Regions from separate parts of the Homo sapiens genome. Here region 2 is linked to region 1. Evidence: read pairs that join two places in POLR2A ChIA-PET (ENCODE). Cell type or tissue: A673. All regions are shown on one strand. Links, peaks and the distances in the headings refer to the core of each region. The heading gives the core; the rest is flanking DNA.

Region 1 (5,391 bases), core at 196-5,195:
CGTATGATTTATGCAGAAAATGGTGCTTCACTTAAGTATAGCAGGTCTTCCAAATGTGTATTTCATGATACAGTATCAAAAGATCACGTTCATTAATATCACCACAGATCTTATCAGAAAAGTCTTTTTTTTGTTTGTTTGTTTGAGATGGAATCTTGCTGTGTCACCAGGCTGGAGTTCAGTGGCGTGATCTTGGCTCACTGCAACCTCTACCTCCCGGGTTCAAGTGATTCTCCTGCCTCAGCCTCCCAAGTAGCTGGGACTACAGACGTGCGCCACCATGCCCAGCTAATTTTTGTATTTTTAGTAGAGACGGGGTTTCACCATGTTGGCCAGGATGGTCTCGATCTCTTGACCTCGTGATCTGCCTGCCTCGGCCTCCCAAAGTGTTGGGATTACAGGCGTGAGCCACCGCGCCTGGCCCAGAAAAGTCTTTAAGAATCGAGAAGCTCTCAGGCTCATGGATGAAGTATGTTTTCCTCCTTTTTTTCCCATACTGCACAGATGTAGAGTTTTCCAAAATTTTAATTTTTCATGTGAAAGCTTGACTTTTTATCACTGATAACAAATACTATCACTTGTTTTCCTTGAAGTAACAGGCTCATTTTGTTCATTTTTGAGAAAATTTCTGCCAAATACCCAAGTCTGAACAACCAGGATTTGTGCATTAGTTCTTTCAAGTAAAAATGGTGTTTTATAAAAAAAAAACAGCTAGTTGAGCTTGCATGTCAAATAATCTTCCAGTGCTTTTCTTTAAGACAACTTTCATGCTTTTGCAGAAATTTTTTATGCATACTTTCTAGTTTGTACATAGAATATTAAAAAGGCATGTACTTATGGGGCAAGGGGTAAGATTTAATGAAATTAATATTTACTGTATCTTCAAGAATATTTGTAAGTGAAACTGGCTGTATTAGTCAGCTTGGGCTGTCATAACAAAATATGCAAACTGGGGTGGCTTAAACAACTGTTTTCTCGCAGTTCTGGAGGCTCAGAAGTCCAAGATCAAGGTGCTGGCCAATTTGGCTCCTGGTGAGGGCTCCCTTCCCTTCCAGATTTTTGCCTTCTCGGGGTGACCTTATATGGCTGGGAGAGACAGACTCTATGGTGTCTTTTGAAGAGCAAACATTTAAAATTTTGATAAAGTGTAACATCAAATTTTTTCTTTAATAGCTCATATATTTTATGTCATATTTAGGAAATTTTTACCTAACCCAGGGTCACTAAGATTATCTCCTATATTTTCTTCTGGAAGTTTTATAGTTTTAGCTCTTACATTTAGGTCTATGGCCCATTCTGAGTTAATGAGTTAATTTTTCTAATGGTGTGAGGAAAGGTTCATTTTTTTGTATATGAGTTGTATATGAATATCGAAGTATTCCAGCACCATTTATTAAAAAGATTATATTTTCTCCAATGAATTGCCTTGCCACCTTGTTGAAAATGAATTGGCCATGTATGTGCATATTTCTAGATTCTTATATTCCATCATTGTATATATGTATCTTTATGCTAATATCACACTGTCTTAATGACTGTAGCTTTACCATAAATCTTAAAATCAGGTAGAGTAAGTCCTCCAACTTAGTTTTTCTTTTTCAAAGTTGTTTTCGCTATTTCATGTTTCTTCATAGCTATGTGATCTTGGGCAGGTTACTTGTCTTCTCTGTGCTTAGTTTCCAGATTTGTAAAATGAAGAATAATATTAGACTCTTAGGAGGATTAAATGAATAAAACTCTTACAACTGTGCCCGGCACATAGGAAGAACTCCATAAATATTAGCTAATCTTAGTAATTTTGGGTATATTTAATGAGGTAAATATTGGATTTATCCTTAATCCTGGCAAAAAATAATCTTAAAATAGGAAACTATATTATTATTTATAACTATATTATTATATATTATTATTAACTATATTATTATCGAGACAACATTTCAACAAATTTAGTTCAAATATCAAATTAACTTTTATTAATGATTCATGAACAGGGCAGTATCTCCTCTAAAAATTTAGAAAAGGGGCTCCGGTGAGCTGAGTGGAGGAGATTGGCTTTATAGGTAGGGAAGGGCGGAAGAAAGCAGAAACAAGAAACTGAAGCAGATTGGTTGTTTTGAAGTTACTTTCCTTGTAGGGTCAGAACAGAGGAGACTTCTTTTCATGCTGGCTGAAACTGGCCCATTTGGAGATTTGGCTGTTATCTCTCTTGACTTCTCAGAAGGTCAGATAACTGACTTAGTTTTAGTTTGGTGACCTGGAGCTTTAGCCTGAGTGACTCCATTTTGGTTTAGTCTACTGGGGCCTAGCGCAGGAACTCAGTTGAAATCAAAGGCCTTCTATAAATTTTATTTAACACTATTTTAAGATACAAGCAAAAATGTAAACATCCCTCAATACAATTCTAGCAAATGGCATAAATATATATATATTTAATTAATATATATAATATATAATTATATATAATATTTAATATATTTAAATAATATATTTAATATATTATTAAAATAAATATATATACATATATATGTTTATCCCAGAAATAGACCAGTCTTATCTATAATATTATTTATAAGAAAATGATAACTGGAATTACCCATAGGAGCACATTAGTAGACATTCAAAGCCTTTTGATAAAATTATCTAATTTTTTTTAGTATCTAATCTTGATCACCCCCCCGAACAATTAAAAATAGAGTGTTTCTGCTGGGCGCAGTGGCTCACAGCTGTAATCCCAGCACTTTGGGCGGCTGAGGCAGGTGGATCACGAGGTCAGGAGTTCGAGACCAGCCTGACCAACATGGTGACACCCCGTCTCTACTAAAAATACAAAAATTAGCCGGGTGTGATGGTGTGTGCCTGTAATCCCAGCTACTCAGGAGGCTGAGGCAGGAGAATCGCTTGAACCCGGGGGGCGGAGGTTGCAGTGAGCCGAGATCGTGCCACTGCATTCCAGCCTGGGCAACAGAGTGAGATTCTGTCTCAATAATAATAATAAAAAAAAGAGTGTTTCTAACTTTTGTTAATGTCTTCATTTACAACCAAGAGAAGCATTAGGGTTATATTTCTTGAAAAATAAGAAAAAGAAACACTGTTCTTAGGCCTCTAGAATCCTCTAGAACCACTGTTCGTTTTTATACTATTGGATATTCTTGTCTTACAGAAAGACCAGATCTGAACATTTTTTTTAAAAAGATGAATATAGGTCCCCATGACTCCCACGGCAACACTGAGTGGCCTTGTTCTACCTGGCTCACTTTGCTAATACAGTGGGGTTTTTTTTCTTTCTCTTCTGTCCTTATGTGTAAGGCAGAATACAAGGGCCTGAAGCCCCCGCCCCTCCTGCATTTGACAACAGGGTTGGACATTGTGTATTGAGTTTTTTTGTTTACATTGTTCTGATTAAAGTATGCAAAATAAAAAGATGCAGTTTTATATAACAGAAGATGGATATAGAAACATTATAAATGGTAAAAGCTTTTATAATTGTTTGCTGATGAGAATATGAAATGATATATTTTGGAAAATTGTTTGGCAGTATATAAAGCTGAACCTATGTATACCCTGTGACCCAGTTATTCACTTCTAGGCACAGAAACAAGGGAAGTGTGGACATATGTTTACCAAAAAACTCATACTAGAATGCTCGTAGTGGCACTATTCATAATAGGTCCAGATTATGGGAAACTGGAACTAAAGAAAACAAATGCCGTCAACAGTGGAACTGATAAATAAATTGTGGTATATTCAACAATGGACTGTTATTCTGTAATGAGATTGAACAATGGGATATTATGCTGCAATGAGAATTAATGAACAGTTACCCACAGCTATATGGATAAACCCCACAAACATAATGTTTTTTTTTGAGACAGGGTCTCACTCTGTCACCCAGGCTAGAGTGCAGTGGCATGATCTCAGCTGACTGCAACCTCCGCCTCCTGGGTTCAAGCGATTCTCATGCCTCAGCCTCCCAAGTAGCAGGGATTACAGGTGCACTTCACCACACCCGACTAATTTTTTTGTATTTTTAGTACAGACATGGTTTCGCCATGTTGGCCAGGATGCACAAACATAATGTTGAGTGAAAGAAGCCAGAGGCAAAAGACTGCATACTATAATAGACTATATAGATAGTTTATATATGTATACACACATACATATATAAAACAGGCACAATTTACCATTGAGGGGTTAGGGACTAGACAGTGGCTGTAGGATGTTTTCTAGGGTGCTGATTATAAGTATAAATTTACATTTTTCTGTATATTATTATATTTAAATAGAAAGTTGTAAAAAATGTTTGGTAGTAAATTTCTAACTTAAAACTAAGCAAATGATACACAATTGAGATCCCGGAAATAGATGCCAAAGAACAAATCTATTTAATCTGTGACAAACTAAGTGTAACAAAGTAAGCATGGCACATGTATACATATGTAACTAACCTGCACATTGTGCACATGTACCCTAAAACTTTATAATAATAATAAATAAATAAATAAATAAATAAATAAAATTCATTAATTGAGATAACTAGATTTCAATATGGCAAAAATAAATTTAGGTTCATGCCTCATACCATATGGTACATTGAATTGTAGTTTGAATTAAAATATTAATAAAATATTAATGTATTTTTTATAACTAAAGTATAATTATGGCTGAGATAATTTTACATATAAAAATTGATATAGATCTGTAAGGGCAGATTGATGCATAAATAGATGTTGGTTTTTAAAATTTGTGTACAACAAATAACACAGATAAAAGGAAAATGACAGAATAAGGACGATTATGATGAATATGATGAATAAAGCTTAATATGATATGTACAGAAAATAAATGACACAAATTTATGTTACAGTCCTGTCAAGCAGTCAAAGGAAATGATTTAAGAGTTTGTTCATGTGCAACATTCTTCATAAAGGTGAAAAATTAGAATCAATCCACATGCCCATCAATAAGGGAACAATTAATAAATTATGGTATTTCTATGATAGATACTACGATGTAGCCATTACAAAGAATTAGATTTGTTAATATGGAAAGATGTACATGAAGTATTAAGTGAAAAAATGAGTTGTAGAATAAAGTACATATGTATAGTGTCATTACACTTTTCTACAAAACAAGTTAATGCAACATTTGTCAACAAGTATATGGTCACATGTAGTGTAAGTTATGGAAGGTATAGATCAAACTGTTAGCAGTGAATACTCTGGGGAATTGGCATAAGAGGGCGCTTATCCTGTTTTTACTTCACACCCTCCTGTATTGTTCTGTTTCATTGATGTGTGCTTTTACAATTAAAAATTTTAAACTATATATAAAGGAGAAAGGTAAGTTAACTAAATATTCACATTTACCAATAAATAAACCACTGGAAATAAG
Region 2 (5,391 bases), core at 249-5,248, 140 kb before region 1:
GCATGCCCAAACAAGCACCCTACGGCTGCTGTCACCACCCAGAAGTAGAGCAGATACCCTGGCTTTAGCTCACTGGAGCCGGCATTGTTTACGCTCTTTCGCCGCCTTAGCCTCTGATAGGCCAGCAAAGTCCCCAGTACTGTCCACCAGGACTTGCAGCACGGTCGCGGGATGCTTGCCCTTTGCCCGTGGTTTGACACTTACGCTCCCCGGGCAGGGAGAGGTCAGGGAAGCTAAGGTCCGAGCAGGATCAGCAGGAATACCCGGCAGGCGGCGGCGGCGGCGGCAGCAGCATTGGTGCTGCGGTCCGCTGGGAAACGCCTCCTCCGAGGGCGGGGCCCGGAGCGCCACTGTCAGAGTGCCCGCCCCACCCTCAGCTCCCCTCTCCGCACACTCTGAAAGCTTAAAGGGGCCGCAGTGTATCTTCGCCCAGAGGTTTGCAGGCCTCAGGCGCTGCTTCTAGGTCCTAGGCTTTCCCAGGCAAGAGGCAAATGATGGACCAACTAGGAAGACTACTGCAGTTGGGTGGACCTCTTTTTTTGGTAGTATTACACGTAATATTCCAGAAACAAAGGAGATGACCAGTTCCCACTATCACAATCCTAATCCCTCCTCCAAGGGTGAAAAAAATTACTGCAGGTAACAGCCAAAGCATCAAGGTAGATACATAGCCCCTCATTATATGTAAGCTGCTTACTTCATTAACCTCCTTTGGACTCGAGCAGTTCTTCAAATGGCAACTCAAAGGCCTGGAAAAGATCCTACAATGCTCCACCTCACCTTTTCACGGAATTCGTTCTTTACAAAACTGGAGGAATCCTGGACAATGATACAAGATGGGCAGGAAGGTAATAGAAGGTGAAATAGAAAAATACCAGCCTGGGCAACAAAGTGAGACCCCATCTCTACAAAAAATAAAAAATTAGCTGGGCATGGTGGTACAAGACTAGTCCCAGCTACTCCGGAGGCTGAGGTGGGAGGATCCTGAGCCCAGGACTAGGCTGCAGTGAGCCAGACTGCACCACAGCACTCCACCCTGAACAACTAACCAAAACCATACCTCTATAAAAGAAAAAAAGAAAAATAACCTTCCCCATCTTGTGTGTAAAATGTGATCTTTCAAAAATTGACCTAAAAGTCAACGTAAATAAATGTACAAGTCTATGTAAGTAATCTTGCATGCCAATACAATTGTAATGTGCAATCATCTAATTTAATATGAAGAGTTCTTAAGAAAATTGTAGTAGAAACGGCATTAATATTTCAAGGAGTTAAGTCCTAGTCTCTGAGATCTCCAAAGGTTAGCAACTAGTTTTAATTTTCTTTTTGTAGGAGGAGTTTGTCCTGAATCCTAGTTTACAAGGTTTGACTGCATTTTGTGTCTCCCATCATACCAACAGGAAAGATATGTGCTTTTTTTAAGTCCATATTACTCCACCTAATTTAGATGAATCAACACACCTCCTTAAAGCCTTGGGCCATCATCAGATCAGTACAGGAATCAATGTAGTAAGCTTAAAGACCATTTGTAAGTAACCCAATTTCTCCTATCCACAACAGGAATAAAGCAGAAATTTAAGAATCCAAAGAACAGTTATGAAGATTGCTCCACCAGGGAGCAGACTCAGGTTACTCTTATTCTGAAGGTTTTAGAGAACCCTAAGCTAAAGTTGCCAAGTATCTTTTCCTTACTTGGGTGGGGGCGGGGTAGATAAATAAATAAAGTTGCCAAGTAAAAAATGGATTCAGATTAAAACAGTCTGATTTTTGAACTGCCAAGACAGTCTCATTCTACAATGCATTTAACTGTAAAGAATACCTCTGAATTAGGTAATTAAGACCTTCATTCATTATATTCCCATCAAGCTTAACTGTTCTGAGGGTAATGGTTTGCAGATCAGCCTTTCTCATCAGATTGTGAGTTCCTCAAGGGCAAGGGCTGGAATGTATCTTAATTATCTTTTTCTTCCAATGTGTGATACAAAATAAGTACCCAACAAATATTTATCACAAGAGGTATGACCAACATTTTCTGTTACATAGCATTCTAGTGACATAGGACTTCAGTTAACTGCAATAAACATAGTACAATGAGTGTATGTGTGTATGCACACACAAATGGATAATACCCTGTGCTGTGCTTATGAGCGAATTAAACATTTTAAAAATTAGAGAAAAAAATCTACTAACAGTCACAAAAAAAGTCAAATACTGTATGAACCCACTTTTATGAGGTATGCAGTCAAATTCATGAATTCATAGAACCAGAAAGTAGAATGGTAGTAACCAAAGATGGGGTGGGGGTGTGGCTTGGGAGGGGGATAAGAGAAATATTTAGATACAGAGTTTCAGATTAGCAAGATGAGAAAGTTCTGGAGATCTGTTTCATAACGATGTGAATATACTTAACACTATTGAACTGTACACTTAAAAATGGTTAAGATGGTAAATTTTATACTATTGTTTTTTACCATACACAAAAAATGAGACATTCGTCTATACAAAAATTGCTTTGCAAATATTTAAAGTAAACAAAAGATGATATGGAAGACAGAAGTAAATATATAAATACAGTTGACCCTTGAACAACATGGATTTGAACTGCACGGGTTGACTTGCATGTGAATTTTCTTCTGCCCCTGTCACCCTTAAGACAGCAAGACCAACCCCTCCTCTTCCTCAGCCTATTCGACATGAGGATGACAAGGATGAAGACCTTTATGATGATCCACTTCCATTTAATGAATAGTAAATATATTTTCTACTTACTGGGCAATAAAGTCTTACTTTACTTAAAAGACAGTCTACTTACTGTCTCTAAAAATAAATACAAAAAATTATCTGGGCCTGGTGGCACATGCCTGTTAGTCCCAGCTACTCGGGAGGCTAAGGTAGAAGGATTGCCTGAGCCCAGAAAGAGTGAGCCAAGAGGGGACCACAACACTCCACCCTGAACGATGGAGCGAGAAAAAATATTTTTCCTCCTTCTGATTTTCTTAACATTTTCTTTTCTCTAGCTTACTTTACTGTAAGAATACAATATATAATACATATACAAAATATGTGTTAAACAATTATGTTATCAATAAGGCTTCTGGTCAACAGTAGGCTATTAGTAAAGTTTTGGGGGTGTCTAAAATTATATGTGAAGTTCCCACTGCACAGGGGGATCCCTAACGTTGGCATTGCTCAAGGGTCAAATGTGCCTATGTGGAAGAAATCCATTAAGTTTTAAGAAGAAATTTGCAAGACAGTATATGAAGTCTAATTCCTTTTTTGTATGTGTGTGTGTGTGTGTGTGTGTGTGTGTGTGTGTGTGTGTGTGTATCTCACATACACATTTACATATGCATTTGTGTAGGCTGATAATGACCCCCAAAGAAATCACGTTGTAATCCCTGGGACTTGTAAATGTTACTTTATTTGGAAAAAGGGTCTTTGCAGATGTGATTAAATTAAGGATCTTGAGATGGGGGGATTACCCTGGATTGTTTGGGTGGGTAAAGGCAATCACATATATCATTATGGGCAAGACGGAGGGAGATTTGACCCAATGGAGAAAGTGATATGAAGAGGGATCAGAGAAAGATTAGAATAGAGTAGGCCGGGCACGGTGGCTCACGCCTGCAATCCCAGAACTTTGGGAGTCCAAGGCAGGCAGATCACAAGGTCAGGAGGTCGAAACCATCCTGGCTAACACGGTGAAACCCCGTCTCTACTAAAAATACAAAAAATTAGCCGGGCGTGGTGGCAGGCACCTGTAGTCCCAGCTACTCGGGAGGCTGAGGCAAGAGAATGGCATGAACCTGGGAGGCAGAGCTTGCAGTGAGCCGAGATGGCACCACCGCACTCCAGCCTGGGCAACAGAGCAAGACTCCGTCTCAAAAAAAAAAAAAAAAAAAAAAAATTAGAATAGAGTAGAGAAAGATGGCCACAGGCCTAGGAGTGCCAGCAGCCACCAGAAGCTGGAAGAGGCAAGGAACAGATTCTTTCCTAGGGGCTCTGGAGGGAGTGTGGCCCTGCTGACTGACACCCTGATGTAGGTCCATAAGACTCATTTTGGATTTCTGGCCTCCATACTGTGAGAGAATAAATCCTGTTTTTTTAAGCCACCAAGTTTGTGGTCATTTGTTACAGCAGCCATAGAAAACTAGGACATCATTGTACATGTTTGAATGCACATAAACATTTTCTGGAAGGATCTGTAGAAAATTATTAACCATGGGCCGGGGTGGTGGCTCTTGCCTGTAATCCCAGCACTTTGGGAGGCCAAGGTGGGGGCGGATCACGAGGTCAGGAGATCGAGACCATCCTGGCTAACAGGATGAAACCATGTATCTACTAAAAATACAAAAAAATTAGCCGGGCATGGTGGCGGGTGCCTGTAGTCCCAGCTACTCGGGAGGCTGAGGCAGGAGAATGGCGTGAATCTGGGAGGCGGAGCTTGCAGTGAGCCGAGATCGCGTCACTGCACTCCAGGCTGGGCAACAAAGTGAGAATCAGTCTCAAAAAAGAAAAAAATTGTTAACCATGACTTCTGAGAGTGTGTCTAAGGGTTAAGCAAAGAAATTTTTTTGAAAAAACTTTTACTTTGAACTTTAATACCCATCCATGCCTTCTGATTTTTAATAATGAGCTTCAGCATCTTTTATAATAATGTTTTTGTATTTTTTATATTATTAAATTTTTTTCATTTACTTTTTCTTTATTTAACTCCCGCTTAGATGATAAATAATGCTTTTAAAAGCTTTAAAACTTTAAAATTCCCACTTAGAGGCTTGAAGTTGGATCATCTGCCTATACTCATCCCATAGGCTACACTTCACTCTCTCTCTTAACATTTTTTGTATACATGATATCTCCTTTGAAAGAAGGAACTGAGTCTTATTCATTATCCCAGCATTGCATAGTGCTTTGTGCTCTAGTGTAAAATTTCTAAAATGGCACCATTTCATCAAGTCACAGAAGTCTTTCTGTTTTTTGTTTTTTGAGACAGGGTATTGCTCCATTGCCCAGGCTGGAGTATGGTGGTGCAATAACTGCTCACTCTAGTCTCATCCTCCCAGCCTCATGTGAGCCTCCTGCCTCAGCCTCCTGAGTAGCTAGGACTACTGGGGCATGCACCACCACATCTGTCTAATTTTTAAATTTTTTTGTAGAGACAGGGTCTCACTATGTGGCCCAGGCTGGTCTCGAACTCCCAGGCTCAAGCAGTCCTCCTGCCTCAGCCTCCCAAAGAGTTGATATTACACTTGCGAGCCACCCCACCCAGTCAGAAGTCTTAAATATACAATAAACTTATCCTTTTTTTTTTTTTTTTTTTCTGAGACAGGGTCTTGCTTTGTTACTGAGGCTGGCGTGCAGTAGCAGGAACATGGCTCACTGCAGCCT

What was found. ChIA-PET counts read pairs that join two places held together with the same protein. Peaks named below come from ENCODE experiments on the same cell type or tissue, not always from the same donor. Only the 100,000 strongest peaks of a DNase experiment are listed, where the experiment ranks them.
Region 2: POLR2A ChIA-PET joins it to region 1 with 20 read pairs; 2 of 35 experiments call an interaction of 5 or more read pairs at or near these places.

Annotation. Positions count from the first base shown.
Region 1 is chr11:46,965,918-46,971,308 of GRCh38, forward strand. The region is part of intron 1 of CSTPP1 (centriolar satellite-associated tubulin polyglutamylase complex regulator 1); the gene reads left to right. Among named protein-coding and RNA genes, the nearest start is that of CSTPP1, 32 kb to the left of the region's middle. In A673, for the core only: no CTCF peak of the experiment used is centred there; no DNase peak of the experiment used is centred there.
Region 2 is chr11:46,826,558-46,831,948 of GRCh38, forward strand. All of the region lies in intron 1 of CKAP5 (cytoskeleton associated protein 5), which reads right to left. Among named protein-coding and RNA genes, the nearest start is that of CKAP5, 17 kb to the right of the region's middle. RefSeq lists enhancers at 1-180, 181-731. In A673, for the core only: no CTCF peak of the experiment used is centred there; a DNase peak (open chromatin) is centred at 374; H3K4me3 peaks cover 575 bases; H3K27ac peaks cover 1,248 bases.